Regions from separate parts of the Mus musculus genome. Here region 1 is linked to region 2. Evidence: chromatin loops called from intact Hi-C (ENCODE). Cell type or tissue: left cerebral cortex. All regions are shown on one strand.

Region 1 (8,000 bases), 92 kb after region 2:
GTAAAGGAGAAAAAAAATGAGGATGTTATCTATGGAGGACAGAAAGGAGAATCTGAACTGAGTATGTGCAAAATCCCAGAGAAACAAGAACTGTCATTTGGGAAGAGAGGGTCAGGTGCTGGATACCATGAAGATGACATGCGTTGAATCATCCAGAGAGATGATGTCCCCACAGATCAGCTGCTCCAGCGCTGCTGGTAGAGACCTAATGGTGATACTAATAACTGTAGATGATATGAGTTTGATGTTTCCCCAAATTCATCTTCTTTAATCACAACTCTCCCATATATCTCTAAAATGAGATTCTGAGGCTGAAATAACCACTTAGGCATGATAGCAAAGGATATATATCAGGTTTCTATCCTCTTTAGGTGTGCCTGGCCATTTTACCTATGAAGAGAAATAGTTGTGCTTATGTAGGTTTTGTGTGTGTATGTGTACAGACAGCACCATCAACTAGTAGGATTCATACAGCACCCTGCATAGTGTATACTACCAAGGCAAAGATCTTAGTTGTATTCTGCTTTCCTGTCATGGCAGCTAGAATAGAAACTCCTTTCCCCATAAGAAAGATGGAAAGAGCTGCAGGTGAAGAGACTCAAACCATCCACATACCCTAGTCCAGAAGCCATTTATGATGGTTTGTATATGCTCAGACCAGGGATGTGGCACTATTAGAAGGTGTGTCATTATGTGGCCCTGTTGGAGTAGGTGTGTCATTGTGGGTGTGAGCTTTAAGAACCTCATCCTAGCTGCCTGGAAGCCAGTATTCTGCTAGCAGCCTTCAGATTAAGAGATAGAACTCTCAACTCCTCCTGCACCATGCCTGCCTGGATAATGACATGTTCCTGCCTTGATGATAATGGACTGGGTTGTGCCATCTGTGAACCTGGGTGTGACTGAAAAGAATGCACAGTACTGAACATCCCCTGCCATGTCCCAGCACTGCCTCTCATTGCCAGACCTGACCTGCAGTGAGAAATCAGCAGCCTTGCGGATTAGATAGGGAATTTAAGACTCTGTTGGTGGTTCGCTTCATACATTACAGACATTCACCCAGAGAGCTGTGTAAACAGCCTGTAGGAATAGATCCTGACTAAGCCCTTTTCACAGTGACTCTGAAAGAAGCTCTGTGAGCCGGGATGGTGGGTGCTACTACTCAGCACACTGGATATCTAGCCAACAGCATAAGAGATTCCTGACAAGCCATATCACCCAGTCTTACACAAGAATAGATTCTCGTCCATTTACACAACTATGTAAAATTCATATAAAACAGTTATATAACTATAGATATCAAAATAGATCTGTAAACTTACAGTTTTAAGTTGAAATTTGGTTCCTCATAGACCATAATATTTTAAATATATAAATATATATTTATATTATATAATATACACTTATACATAATATACGATACTATATTGTATAAATACATGTTATTATATATTAAATATAAAATAAAACCAATTTTTCTGGCCTATGGTAAATAAACAATGACTTAATTAACATCTTGGCAAATTATAATTTTGGAAACAATGTCTTTGAACTTTCATCCTTAAGTTATTTTTTGACATTCTTTTAAAAATAAAAAGCAGTGATTTTGATTTGGCTGTCCTAAAGGCTGCTACTCACTTGGGAAAGAAGTGGAATATGTGTGTTTATGATAACATAGACTCCACCCTGGAGCATAATTTATAGTTACAACATGTGAAACCTTTTATTCTGTAAATATTATAATATATATTTGAATGATAATGAGGTCATGACCACTCCTGGGCATGGTTGAGGAGAACATTTTTACGTAGATATGAGGGAGGAAAAACAGCCCAAAGCATCTTCAAGAATCCCGAGCAGGGAGAGAAAGAAGCACATTAAACATGACTAATAGACTGGACAGGGCTATGAGAGGAGAGACAGAGGTGAGAAAGCAAGAGAGGAAGAGGAGAGAGAGAGAAGAGGAGAGAGGGCAGACCAAGAGAGGAGCCAAGGGCAAGAGATCAAGAGATAATGTGACTGAAATGACTGGATTGTATAAGAATCATGAGTGATGGGGGTGATGTGAAGTGGTGGGGGAGTGAAGCTCTGGTCTAGAAAGGTTTAGGGTAGGGAGTTCGGGTGAGAAGTGTGGAGGGGAGAAGTGCACAAAATAGCCGGATTCTGTGAAAAATACTAAGATAGTCTGGCAGCCTGTGTCTGCTTTGATATGTTAATAGACACCTCATTTGGCCATTTGTCCCAGGTTTCTTTGAAACTTAACGATGTTCATCTGTAGATTCTGATACTTAATAGCCTAAAGAGAAGGCTGTATGAATCTATCCCCTGTCATCATGTGTTTGAGAATTTGTATATTGAATTATCTATGTCTTCCTAAATGTAGTAGAACCCATGCTTACCTCTCTGGTCACAAAGCATTCAATCGGGTAAGTCAAAATGACAGTGATACCATAACAAAACCTCCCAAAGGTCACCAGGTCATCACTTCTGCAGTAATTTTCAAACAAGTCTCCTGGAGAACAAGAGAAAATAGATTTATTTGCAATGTATTGGGGATAACTAACAAATGAGATTTTCCTTTGTATAAAAGTGATAGCCTCTATCTATCTATCTATCTATCTATCTATCTATCTATCTATCTATCTATACACCTACACAGACACATATATATGTGTATATATATATACACATATATATATATATTTCATATCATTAAAGACACATAGATTACCAGGTCTAAGTATAACATACTTTAGTAGCCCCAGGTTTATTCACTGCTATTAAAACTAGTGTATATTTTATTTGAAAGTAAACTTGTCACTGATAGAGTTCTTATTTGTTTTCAGTATACTTGCCTTAAAGTTGTGCCAACTTTTGAAAAACTACTTAGTCCATTGTTTTGGTTTTTTTTTCTCTTTCTTTTAATAATAGAATCAACTCCCTAAATTCTTATGTGTAAGCCTTTATAAATGGCTTCTGGTCTTTGTTTCTGGTGACTGTATTATTTTTAACAAATGTCTATTAAAATAAACAAAATTCTCTTTGAAATGCTATCTTTAGCTTGAGGACAGCCCCACAAGGAAGAGGAGAAGCAAGGTATGTGGGGAGCCGGGTTTCCTGTGCTTGAGGTATGCAGGTCCTGATCACAAACCCAGGACCACACCAAGGAATTCCAAAGATACACTGTCTTTCACAACATTTGATACACCCAAATGTAAATGCATATTTCACTGGTTCAAAATTGAAAAGGGGGGGGGGGCAATTTCAGGAATGGACATTAACTTTATTTTCAAACCAAGAAATAAACTATATATATCTTATGCTAGTTCTTATGGAGACTCCGTTTGTTTTCAGAAGTCTATGAAGAAAGGCAGGACTCTATTCTCAGATCATATGCCAGCACATACTTGCTGAACACAGCATTCGGGCCTCTTTATTTCCTGAACATAACATGGTTAAATGTGCACACAGCAGTTGCCTTTTTTGAATTAAACCAATTAGAAAATCAGACGGAAGCCACACGCTTTATGACACTGTTTCAGAGGAGCTTGTTTTTATTAAAGAGTGAGGAGTTGCACACCCTCCTTTTGAGACATGCTTTAAGTGGCCATGTTCTTCCCCTCCACCAATGACACCAGATGTGTGTTACCCTTCTGCTCCCCCTTCTGGTCAGAAAAAGATGACAGCACAAAGCAGTAGTGGCAGACACCAAGCTTCAGTGTTGACTGAGGAGTCAACATTGTGAGAAACCCAAGAACAAAGGTTCCCATCAGTAACCACTAATAACTAGGTCCTGCATCTTCTCTGAAGTCCTAGGGCATAGCAACAGGACTCTAGATTTCCCACGACCTTACGGGCTTACATTTTCCTAAATAACAATGAAGTGTGTAGCTTACACAAACAAGACCAGATCGACTGTAAAAATATATTTTATTCACCAGATGTAATTGTCTCCAAGGCTTACAACCTCAGTCTGCTAACTTAGACCTAGTTCTGGAAGACTGTACAATCTTATCTAGGCCTGGAATGTTTTCAGCCTCTGAGAGTTGCTGCTGAATATAATTACCCCATCCTAATTCTTTCTGATCTCTGGCTGGCTGATTCAACTCAGCTCAAACTCCTCTCCAAGCTGACTGACTCAATCTGGGTCCTCTTGGCTGCCCTTGAATTGCTCTGCTTGGCCTCATACTAACTTTGTCAATATATTCTAATCTTTTGGCTCATTATCATCCTCCGACTTGTTCTGTTTTCACTTGTGTCTGGCTTATTCTTTCTCTACAACCTGTCTCTGTACAACTGTCCCTGTAAAACTGCCTTCTCTCCTTTTCTACACTGCTCTCTCTTAGTTTTCCTTTCCTCTCCTGGTGAGAATTGAGCATACCCTATTCTGTCAAATCTTTCTCTGATTTATCATTATGTCTGCCACTCAATTAGACATCACTTTCAAACATGGATGCTTCCTTCTACAGACTAACTTTATCTTCATTGTCTAGGGTTAATGGTGTACTAAGGGCATGTCTGTATTCCAGCCAGAGGGATTAAAGGTATGTGCCAAGGGCTGAGCCACACCACAACTAGAAACAAATTTTTCCAGTAAACAACACAATCTCAAGGCTCACAGTGGGATCACGCAAAAATTGACCTAAAGTAAAATGAGCTAAAGAAGCAATGCTGGCTGATTTCAGCCTGAGTATAAGTGTGTCAGGGAATTATAGTGAAGAAAAAACAAAAACAAGGGCAAAAACTATGACATCAAAGATTGGTCAGCCTTTTTTATATGGAGATATGTGTGAGAAATAGTGTATGTGTTTGTATATGAATATATGTAGTATATACATATATGTGTGTGGGTTTGTGCATGGACTGTGGAGGCCAGAGAACACCAGGTATACTGCAAATCATGTTCTGCCTTATTATTTTTGAGATAGAATTTCTCACTGAAGCTATGCTGGCAGCCAGGAATCCCAAGTGATCTTACTGTCTCTTCCTCATGCCCAAGAATAAATACATGCACATGTGGCCACACTCAGCTTAAAGAGCCCCTGTCACACTTTTTTTTTATAGGATAAAGCACTACTTTATAGCACAGGCTACACATCTCCAGCCTTAACTCCCTGTGTGTTGTGTTGGAATTACAGGTGTTAGTGACCACATACAGCTGTTATAAGTACTACAGCATGGCAATTACCAATGCTAAAATCACTATGAAGATGTCACTTGCAAAAACAGAGAGACATTTACAAACCAAGGTTACCATGCAATCAGGAACCCTTAGGCCATTCAGCTTGGTATACTATGTAGTAATCGTGACTGGTAAATGGCAGTGTTTGAAACAGTTCTTATCAAGACTTTCAAGGTTGCTTTTAACTGTACTATCCTAGAGCAGGTAGAACACACACACGTATGTGTGTGTGTGTGTATATATATATATATGTGTGTATATATATATGTATATATGTGTGTATATGTGTGTGTATATGTACATTTATCTATGTGTGTATAATATATATATACATATTACTATATTGGTATCACATTAATCATTCAGTTTTTAAAAAATCTTTCTTATTTTCTGAGAAATGTATGTGTATAATCATGGTGATCTATGACAGGTATTCAGACCAAGGCATACCAAGAGTACCACAGTGACACAGAAAACTAAGCCAAGAAGAGCTGGACACTAAGAGACTACTAGAGGATCTGTGCAGATCAAAACTTGGGAGGCAGACAGAGAAGGGGCGGGGAGAATATCTGAGTTTGAGCATCAGTAGACACGAGTACTGGTTGCTACCCGCCAGCTGGGGCAAGTTACTTCTATTTCTGTGTAAGCAGGAAGTAGAACTAGTTATTCCACTTACATTCAAAGGGTTGTGGGAAGGTCAAGTGAGATCCTAGACCTGCAAAAGCTGCGGGATATGTGGATCATGGCATCTGGCTGCTGTCAGGCTACCCTGAGTACTAAACCCTTAATGATTGGATGAAAGCGTTAAAAGCAGTAAAACGGGGACCACGTAGTTACTGGGACCACGAGATACAAGAAAAGAGAAGTCACTTTGACGGCAGGGAGGGAAAGGGCTGGCTTTATAGGAAAGGTGATGTCTGCTGATTTAATCCAGAATGAGACAATTAAGCAGAAACATCCTACAGGCCTGGGCTTCAAGGGCAATGGGAAGATCACGCAGACTATTTGTCAATGGAAAAGCAGGACCCCAATCTCTGAGTGGCGTGGGAGATTAGAAAGGTCTGAGGACGAAAACAACAACAAAAATATTAGCACAGAAAAAGAAGAGTGGTAACAGTACAGTTATTCTTTCCTCAAGTGGGAGGCAGTTCAGTACAGCTGACTCAGAAAGGTTCAGAGAGACCAAAGGCGGAAAGGTTATCAGCTTCAACTTTGGGAGGCTATTAGTACCCGGGAAAGGAAAAGTACAGAGCAGAGGGGAGCCAGAGTTCACGTCTGGCAACAAGCAAACAAGTGCGCCTGGGAGCAGAGAGTACGGATCACAGAACTAAATCTGAGAGGTTAAGAAGAGAGAAATTGTGGAGCAGACGATAGACAGGCAGGAGGAGAAAGCGGAGAGTGTGGGTGGAAGAGGGCTGGGGTGGGGTAGTCCCCTGGAAAAACTTTTCCAGAAGCGGGCAGAACACGGATCGACTGGTACCAGTGCACTTGCACCAGGATGGGCTGTGGTTTAGTCTCTCATGTTACCTTGAGTGAAGCCAGTAAAAGTGAAGTACCCGCACGTTGCAAAGAGCACACAGATGAATACAGAAACCAAGATGGATGTGTGGATAATCCGGCGCCACTTCGCTACTGTGGGCTCTTCGAGAGAACCATAGACTAGGAAGCAGTTATGGTGGCAAATGAACGCTGGAACACAAAAGAAAACCTCATTACTCGGGAAACAGCAGGACTGTGTTTTCTACTTTGAAAAGGTGAGAGATGTATACTGCCTTAGAATATCTAATATCTCAAATGAACATATATTAATTTACAGCACTAAGTAAGCCAGAACGTAAGGCCTACATACAAGGAACTTCACAGAAGGCTTACCTAGTAACTTCATGTAACTCTCAACATAAACCAGACCTGTCCAACAACTCTCCCATTTTTTCCTCTTCCTATCTTCAGGAAAATTTGTACCTTGCTTTATTTGGCAGCTGGGACATAGTGGAGTTATAAATATCTAGCGAAATCCTAAATCCTTTCTGCCAAGACTTTATAGAAGTCTATGACATTTACTGGACTTCCAAGTTAGGAGACACACTAACCATTGGTGGAACTAACACAAGTTTGACAAAATCACACCGGGAAACAGGTCTCATGTGGAGGGGGTGGGGCTTATTAAAGAGAGGGGCGATAGAACATAAAGGAAGGAAGGAAAATGAAGTGGTTTGGGGTTGGGGAAAAAGTGGCTTTTTATTGGGGCCATGACACATGCGCAGGAGGACATGTGACAGGGGCAACAATGGGAATTGTTTTGCCTTTGAGCAGCCAGGGATGATATGACTTGTTGCCCAGTCCCTTGGGGATGGCCAGGAAGGTGCCTGATTGCTACCATTGTCATGGGGGTCCCTTTGGGCTGGCCAGGGATATGCTTGAGTGCTAACTACTGTCATGAATGTCCAGCATCGAAACACTGTTCTCCAATTAGAAGCAAAATTTAGTAACAAATGAGAAAGTTTAATAATGGACGAGCAAGGCTTGAGCTTGATTTTATATCAACAGGAACTAGATTGTGTACTGTTAATGGGGAATCTAAACGTAGAAGACCCTCTATACATGGACCAGAACCTCTTCACAGAGCAGATGTGTCATATTGACAAAGAGTTTTGAAACCAGGTACTCACCAAAAGACATCACCCCAATAGCCTGGATGGCATTGGGCTTTGCAAACACCCAAGCATTGTCTGTCTTTGGTCTAGAAGAAATTCAGTTATTTAGATACATTATTAAACAAGTGTAATAATAATATTCTCTTACTGGAGAATAAGAAATGGTG
Region 2 (8,000 bases):
ATTACTATTACCTTAGTCAGAAGGCATTCAAATCAATTAACACAGTGAGCAGGCACCCCAGACCTCAGGTTTTACTAATTGGCTCAGTAACTCAAGCAAAGAGCTTCCTCCTCCCCACCCCCACCCCCACCCTTGTAAAATATGAAGCTGCATTGATTTGCCCTTCAAATAACCTGTTACAACAGAGTAAACCTTGGAAAATTACAGACAACAGAGGACTTCTTTTGAACAACAATATCCACGGATAAGAACTAAAGTAGGCCTCACCAGCTATTAGGCTATTGAGTCATGATATAATTAGTTCTATAGTAAGGAACCTACCTTCAAAACCAACAATTATATCATATTAGGATTGCACCCTGCACCTCCTAAATACTCTCATTTTCCCACAATTTAAACTTTTTTAAAGGTCTCAATTTTTTTTTTTTTTTTTTTTTTTTAGAAAAAGCAAACACTAATCCTGAATACTCATCAGACATGACAGGCACTTGGAATAGACAAGTGGGAGAGGGCAAGCCACTAGAAGCTCTTTTTTTTTTTCTTAAAAGAATACTATTAGGTATTATGGCAGTTTATTTACAGGAGCATTTTCCCAGATATCTTCCCTGAAGTTTGAAAGGTAAGCACAAAGGTTCTTTAAAATATTTTCCTCTTTAGGGTGCAGTGGTGTATTCCTGTAACCTCAATTTTGGGAGGCAGAAACAAGAGGTAACCCTCAACTATAAATGCAGTTGCAGACCAGCCTAGCCTAAAGGAGTCGCTGCCAAATAAATAAATAAATAAATAAAGTCATCAAGCAATTAAATATATGCATACTTTCAAGGAACTCATTTGTTTAGCCCCCAAGTTCTCAAGCATAAAACCCGGGGTATTCTAGGCTTGTCACTAGAAAGCTCTATATTTCATCACCGAGCTCTCCGGCCTCACCTATTTTGTTTAGAAGAACCGATTCCTGAGCATCTGAGACTGCGTGTTGTGTAAGTGTATTACACAGACACACACGGGAATTCTCTGCTGTTTTCTGAGAGTCTAATTCAGTTTTGTGTGAAAGCTTGTATGACATTAACTTACATTAATCCACAGCTCTGTCTCCAGGCCTTGCTTTACCTCATCCTACCGACACACTTACTCTCCATACGGTAAAAATATATGGAAGGAGACACATTAGTATCTAAACGGTGGAAAGCCGCCCCCCCAAGAAAAAAGTAGCGCTCTACAGCAATAGGGGATATTTGCATGGAGGAGATCGAAATTTAGAGGAAAAAAGAACGAATTCATACACTGCATGTTTCCTCTATGTAAGCATTACACTAAATATCTGTTAGATTAGTCATGTTGCCTTGAGACTCTTCCATGTTTCCTCTAGACAACTGCCAATGCTCGCATGGCCTCTGATGAATAAACATGCTGTGACTTGCTCCTAAGGAAACGCCTGTCATGTTCCAGGGAAAAATGACTTCTTCACTCTTAAACCAGGGGAAAAAAAAAAAAAAGAACGACTTTCATTCATTGCTTACAAAGTCGCCTGTTCCTTAATGTTCCAATTTCCGGAATTTTCATACTCTGCTTAAGGCATTTCTAGGTTCTGATTAACAAAGAAAAAGAGAAACTGGGGGTGCTTTATGGCAAAGAGGCTACATGACAGCAGTGAGGCGGTCTCACCTAGGACAGGGTTGTGTAGCTTGACCATTTACTACGACAAAGGTTATTCTCAAGTTCTCCTTGGCCCTTGCAGGACTACCTGTTCCCACCACTGTTTACCCAAACGTTTAACAGAGTGATGTTTAGCATATTTGGCAGGAAGGCATGCTTCATTTAATATTAACTCACCATGTGACAGCCCCTTCCCTTCCAATCGCTCCTCAAACACGTGACGGTAAAAAAAAAAAAAAAAAAGTATAGGTGTTTGCCAATGCGACTGACTTCGCACTCGGCTTTGGCATCACCAATTGGCCAGAAGCACATACACACACACACCCCCAGTCAGAGGCGAGCACCCCGCCTGCTCCCGGAACTGTCAAGCCGGGCTGACAGCTGGCACACCTTGCTGCGCCCTCCGTGGACTTTCAGGAAGCCCCTTCCTTGCAGTCACCTTGACAGAAACCATCCTCCTGGGCTGGAGCGCTTGGCTGTGGAAACTTTTCCTTCCTTTCCCGGAGCGCGCTTACAGGTGTCGTCCCCCCCGCCGCTACAGAGCCCCAACAAGGGGCCCTTTGTTACCACTTTTGCTCCGGGACTCCTCACCCAACGCCTGCCATTCGCCTGGCCTTCCGTAACCCCGATCGGAAAGCTTGCCCAAAGTACCGAACCCCCCACCCCGACTCGTCCGGGAGGACGCAGTCTCCCGCCCGCGTGTGGGTCGGCCCGGGAGCCCGGCGGCCCCGCGGGGAGCTCGCCTCGGGCAGGTGAAGCGCGCGAGGCCTCGGCGGCCGGGAGGGAGGCTTACTTACCCTGCGGAGCCCGCGGGCTGCATGGCGGGGGTGCGGGGCGCGCTGCGGGGTAGGGGATCCGGGACGCTGCGGTCCATCGCGCTGCTGGCCGCGGCGCGGGCTCGGGCTCGGAGGCGGCGCGTCACTGCTAGGGTGGGAGAGGCCGGCGGGTCAGGGCGGGAGCGGCCGGGCCAAGAGCCCGCCTCGACCCACGGCAGCCAGGGGCGGCCCCGCCTCCCCGGGGCGCTTCCACCTGCCGGTCGGTCCCTGCCCGAGGGCGCCGCGACGACGGCTACAGGTCCCCGCCCCGGCCGCAGCCCGCAGCCAGTCCCGGGCGAAGGGGCGGCGCGCGGCAGCCCGGGCTGTGAAGGAGGAGGAGGAGCGGACCGGGCGCGGGACGGTCGCCACGCCCGCAGTGCTTGGGCTCCAGCGGCCCGCTGCGCACCAACTGAATCCCGTGCAAACTTTTCCGGAGGAGCTGCGAACCACAGCGCCCCCGCCTTCCCAAGCCACTGCCCGCTTTAGGGGACCCGGCCCGTCCAGGCTCCGCTCCTCCCCCGCACGGCTAGCTCGGACGCCCGGAGCGAGCGCGCGGCGGAAAGCGGCCGGCCCCCGGCCGCCGCGCCCGCGCCCCAACTCACCCTGCCCCATGGCCCTGCCGGGAGCCCCGAGCTCGCAGCCGCCTCGGCCACCTCGCTCTGCAGAAGTGAGGGTGACGAGGTCAGCATCGGAGCGAGCAGAGCAGCCAGCCGGAGAGGGGACGGGTAGGGCGAGCGGGCGGGGACGTGGAGCGAGGAGGAATTTCCTACCCCACCCCGCACCCCTCCGCGGAGCACGCGGCTTTTAGGTACCGCGGGGGAGGCCGGTGGAGAGGAAGCGTCTAGGCTGCTCGTTTTAGTCCCCACTGACACTGAGTAGCTTTGGGAAGCCTCGCGAACCCAAGAGGAAGAGTGGGCGGACAGGGAGGCTACCTGGCCAGCAAAACCCCAGGGAGGACCCAAGCTGTAGCGGAAGTGAGGAGAGCTCATGGACCGAGTCCTGCTGATTGACCACCTGCAGTCTGACCTTCGAAGTGCAGGATTTTCTTTTTAACCTTACTGACCCCTACGGTTGCTAGCCCTTAAAAGGCACCTCTGACATTGTGATCTTTTTAATCCCTGGCAGGTTTAAGCTCGTCCAGTCTTCCCAGACATGCCTCTCTTGATGTAAACAGCCAACAGCTGGGATTTGAGGACTGGACGTTCTCATGATGACAGTCTATAAGCTAAGAAAGAACAGCAGAGATTTAGTGGCCTCCTGGAAGTTTCACAGGAATAAAGGAATCTCAGACAGTGCTTGCTTGTTTGTAGTTTCGGTTCCTGCAAGAGTTCTTCTCAGAGGAGACGTGCCACCTGACAACCGGGTGCATATTGTCTCCTTACCCTTAGACCCTTGCCAACTGTTTTAAAGTAAATCATATTGATGAGTCCAAAAGCGAACATCAGGAAATAATGCTAAATTAAAAATATATAAATGGATACCTCAAGTGGCAAATCTGTAGGCATAAAAACATGATGTAGGATAACAAAGGACTTAACATTTTTGGTTCACATTAAAATTAAACTAGTATTTATAACCCGTGCTTAATTAAAGGTTCTTTGTTGCTCATTCATTACAACCACCACCAATAATTTCTGGAACCAAAAGTACTAACTACTACTCCACATAATTGGATTTTGTCTCTTTCCTCTCCCTTGTGGTGAATATGGTCTCAGTACATCTTTGAATATGAAATGGAGGTGAAGATCGTGGTGACTTCTGCGATGACTGTGTTAGAACTCTATCATTAAAAGTTGCTTTTAAATAATTTGACTAATAACGAGGCAATTGTTTGAAATGGATCTGGATTTTAGACTTTAAATAATAACACTGGTTTGACAAGTTCATGAATCCTTTCTGACCGTAAATGGATAAGCAGATTTACAGCTGTTGCATAGACAGGCTGTAAATAGCAAGGAACACTGAAACTACTTAAAGTTTATAACTTTGAATCACAGGATCAAGCACTTAATTAGTTTCAACCTTGATTTATGGCATCCTAGTACTATTATGGATTCCAGTTAGGCTAATCTTTAAGAGATTTTTACAACATTTCGTAACTGCTGAGTGCAATTTTCATGACACCACTTTTCCCTTACATCCTTTTGTTCTTGGGCACCGGGCAGGGTCATACTTTCCACACACTGAAATTGAGCCTACCCAAATGGCTTGCTTGACAAGTGAGATGTTTCATTTCCTGGTAGAATCACGTTAAGGAGAGTGCTGAGCCTGCTGTAACCTACTCTTGTCATCCTGCAGAGATGGGTCAAGATGGAGGTGACACTAAGTTGAAGGATCCTAAATATGTTACACTATTACCCTGAGCACCTCTTCTTGGAGAGGCTCGGGGTTTGCAGCAGAATCCCCCAAAGCACTAATTATCTATTTTGAGATTAAGTCAATAAACTGTTCAGCATCTTTCAGAACCAAGACTATACTTCATATTCTTATACATTACTGTCTATGCTGTAATCTTGTAACTGCATAATTTATCGGCAATGGTAATCATTGTTTTTAAATAACCCCCCTTTTTTTTAACATAATGCTGGAAAACAGCCCCTTCCCAGTCCCTCTGAAAGTTGTCCAAGTCTGTCCAGATGTTGCTCCATTTTCTTGTTTGGAAATCTCCCCTCCAATTTCATCCAATCATCATCAATGCAGGGATTGTCTCAGATATTATCACTTTGGAATAATAGCACGGATAGAAATAGCCCTTTCTCTCTTCAACTGATTTGATTGTTAGGTGGACAACGGCTGCTGCACCTGTTTCAGTTAGCTTTTCATTGCTGTGATCAAAATACCACACAACAGCAGGGGAGTGGGACTGATTTCAGCTCCCAGTTTTAGGGACTTAGAGGTATCTGCTCATCAGGTCAGGAATGGTGTGATGGAGAGCGGCAGTCCATGCATGGTGGCCAGGAAAACGAGAAAGGCATGTGCCAGCACTGGGCTGGCTTCCTCCTTTTTTTCAGGTTTTATTTCCTATGAGCCCTTAACCCAAGAGAAGGTACTGCTCACAACTGGACTGGTTTCCCCACAGCAGTTCATCTTTCTAGAACTGTCCTTGTCCACAGCTCCATGGGTATGGTTTTATTAATCTGGGTGATCTAAGTTCAGGAAAATGGACAGTGACAACTGACTGTTACACAGACTAGGAGGGGTTTGGATAGAAGAGGCTTTGCGCGCACCCTTGTCTTCTAAATGCAGCTCACACCACAGAAGACAGTCTGCAAATATTTGTGGAATAGGGAAATGGAAGAAATCTTAAAGATTTCACTTAAGAGATTTGTTGTGTGACAAAACTTTTCCCCGGGGAGATGCAACACATATCTACTCACCCCAATTAGGAAACCTGAAACAGACCCAAGTACAGATACCACTAAAGTCTGATTTGGTGAACCAATGAGTTTGATTAGGGTTACTTACAGGAGCAGAAATTACTCCAAACACTTGTATCCCAAAAGCCCACCCCATGGAACACACTGAATAGCCTACAGGCAGCTCCACAATTAGGAGATGTCCTTTCTAGGTACGTCAGTTGGTCTAACCCCCTTCCAGACAGCTTGGCTGGGCTCTGCTTCTATCAGGCAGCTCATCTAGTCTCAAGAGTCTTTTTTGCAGACTTTCTTCTTCGTGAGAACCTTCCTGGAAGCTCAGTTTGTCTGAGTCTTCGTAGGCAACGTGGCGTCACTTGATCTGAGAGGAATTCTCTGCTTTTGATTACTCTGACAGGGAAGTACCTAGTCAATCTCATGAGTTTCAGGGACTTCCTGAAGCTCTCTTGAGTTGTTTACTTTCCTGCGTAAGGAGCTTTCCAACAGGATGGAATGCTTTAATCTAGGAAGAAACTGTTAAACAACATTCTTAAAACAAAGGAGTCTAAGAAGGGCTTTTTAGTTCACAGGCCCTGGAGGATGACTGAAAACAACAGATGGGAGGTGAGTTGGCCCTTATAAGGAGGAAACATTGGTCCTTCTTGCTTGGGAGGTGAAGGCAGGAAGAACATAAAGCTCTGCCTTAGCTACATACTGAGTTTAAAGCCAATCTGAGCTACACAAGACTCAAAATAAATGTCAGGTTTTCTGTGCACATCCTTGAGTGATAACTTAGTGATTGTCCGGGTTCTGTAGTAGAACAGAATTTATAAAACACATGCACATACACACACACACACACACACACAGAGAGAGAGAGAGAGAGAGAGAGAGAGAGAGAGAGAAACTCATTACAGTGCCTAACACTGTAGTCCAGCCAGTCTAACAATGGCTGTATACAAATGGAAGGTCCAAGAGTGTTATTCAATCCATGAGGCTAGATATCTCAGCTGATCTTCAGTATATGCCAGAATCTCAAAGTAGGCTCTAATACCAGTGAAAGGATGAACCAGCCAGCAAGAATGGGGGCAAACAGGCAAAGAGGGAGACCTTTCTTCCATGTTGTTTATATTAACTGCCACCTGAGGTAGAGGCCAGATTAGGGGTAGATCTTCCTACCTCAAAAGATATGGATTAAAAGTGGGTTGCCCCACTTCAAATGATTTATTTAAGGAAAAAAAAATCCCTCACGGGCTAGAGTGATGCTCAGAGATTAAGAGCACTGATTGCTCTTCCAGAGCAGTCAATTCCCAGCGTTCAATTCCCTGAGTTCAATTCCCAGCAACCTCATGGTGGCTCACAACCATCTATAATGAGATCTGATGCCCTCTTCTGCTGTGTCTGAAGACAACTACAGTATACTCATATAAATTAAATAAATCTTAAAAAAAAAGATTAATAAAAAAAAATCCCTCAAAGGTGTACTCGGCTGCTTAGGTTTTAGTGCTTGACAAACAAGAACAGCCAATACACCTAGCTTGAAAATTCTCACTGTGGAGTAGTAATAAGAAAGTAAACGTATATACTGGGGTGGTTTGAGTGAAAATGGCTCCCATAGACATAGTGAGTGCCATTATTGGAGATGTGGCCTTGGTGTGTGTAGCTGTGAAGGGGAAGCCTGGATTGCCATGGAGACCCCAAGATACTGAAGATGTCAGAGCTGTGGGATAACTAAGGAGAGCTGTTAACAGGGAGTTAATAAGAGAGAGAAGTATGCTTCATTAAACAAAGCTGAAAGAGGTTGGAGATCTGAAGATCTGACATTAGACATAGAGATACAGTTTGGAGTTTTGCCTGTTGGTTTTCCTTCTTGTTTTTGGTCCAGTACGCTCACTTTTCTCCCTATTGGAACTATAATGTATATCCTGTGTCATTATATGTTAGAAGTATGTTATCTGCTTTTTGTTTTTGCTTTTAGAAGGGATTACAGATAAGAGATTGCCATGGCTCTCAGAAGAGATTTTGGACTTTGGACTTTTAAATAGGGTTGAGACTGTATAAACTATGGGGACTTTTGAAGGCAAACTGAATGTATTATGAATTATGTTATGTTATGGACACAAACCTATGGGGACCAGGAAATGGAATGAGATGATTTGAATGAAAATGGCCCCCATAG

Evidence for each region. Peaks named below come from ENCODE experiments on the same cell type or tissue, not always from the same donor. Only the 100,000 strongest peaks of a DNase experiment are listed, where the experiment ranks them.
Region 1: it touches region 2 in a loop (2.7-fold over the local background); 11 of 42 quality-filtered maps call a loop at or near these places.

The regions. Positions count from the first base shown.
Region 1 is chr2:65,327,884-65,335,883 of GRCm38, forward strand. Slc38a11 (solute carrier family 38, member 11) reads right to left here. Exons shown (of 12, transcript NM_177074.2): 8 at 7,849-7,919; 9 at 6,707-6,868; 10 at 2,397-2,509. Among named protein-coding and RNA genes, the nearest start is that of Slc38a11, 32 kb to the right of the region's middle. In left cerebral cortex, a CTCF peak has its summit at 3,663 (motif pointing left); DNase peaks (open chromatin) are centred at 1,072 and 3,651; H3K27ac peaks cover 291 bases.
Region 2 is chr2:65,235,913-65,243,912 of GRCm38, forward strand. Cobll1 (Cobl-like 1) reads right to left here and starts at 2,879. Exons shown (of 14, transcript NM_177025.6): 1 at 2,451-2,879. The coding sequence starts at 2,527. It overlaps Gm13594 (a long non-coding RNA gene), which reads left to right. Exons shown (of 2, transcript XR_001783320.2): 1 at 1-2,170; 2 at 3,594-4,284. In left cerebral cortex, CTCF peaks have their summits at 2,879 and 3,527; DNase peaks (open chromatin) are centred at 2,862 and 3,177; H3K4me3 peaks cover 2,906 bases; H3K27ac peaks cover 1,531 bases.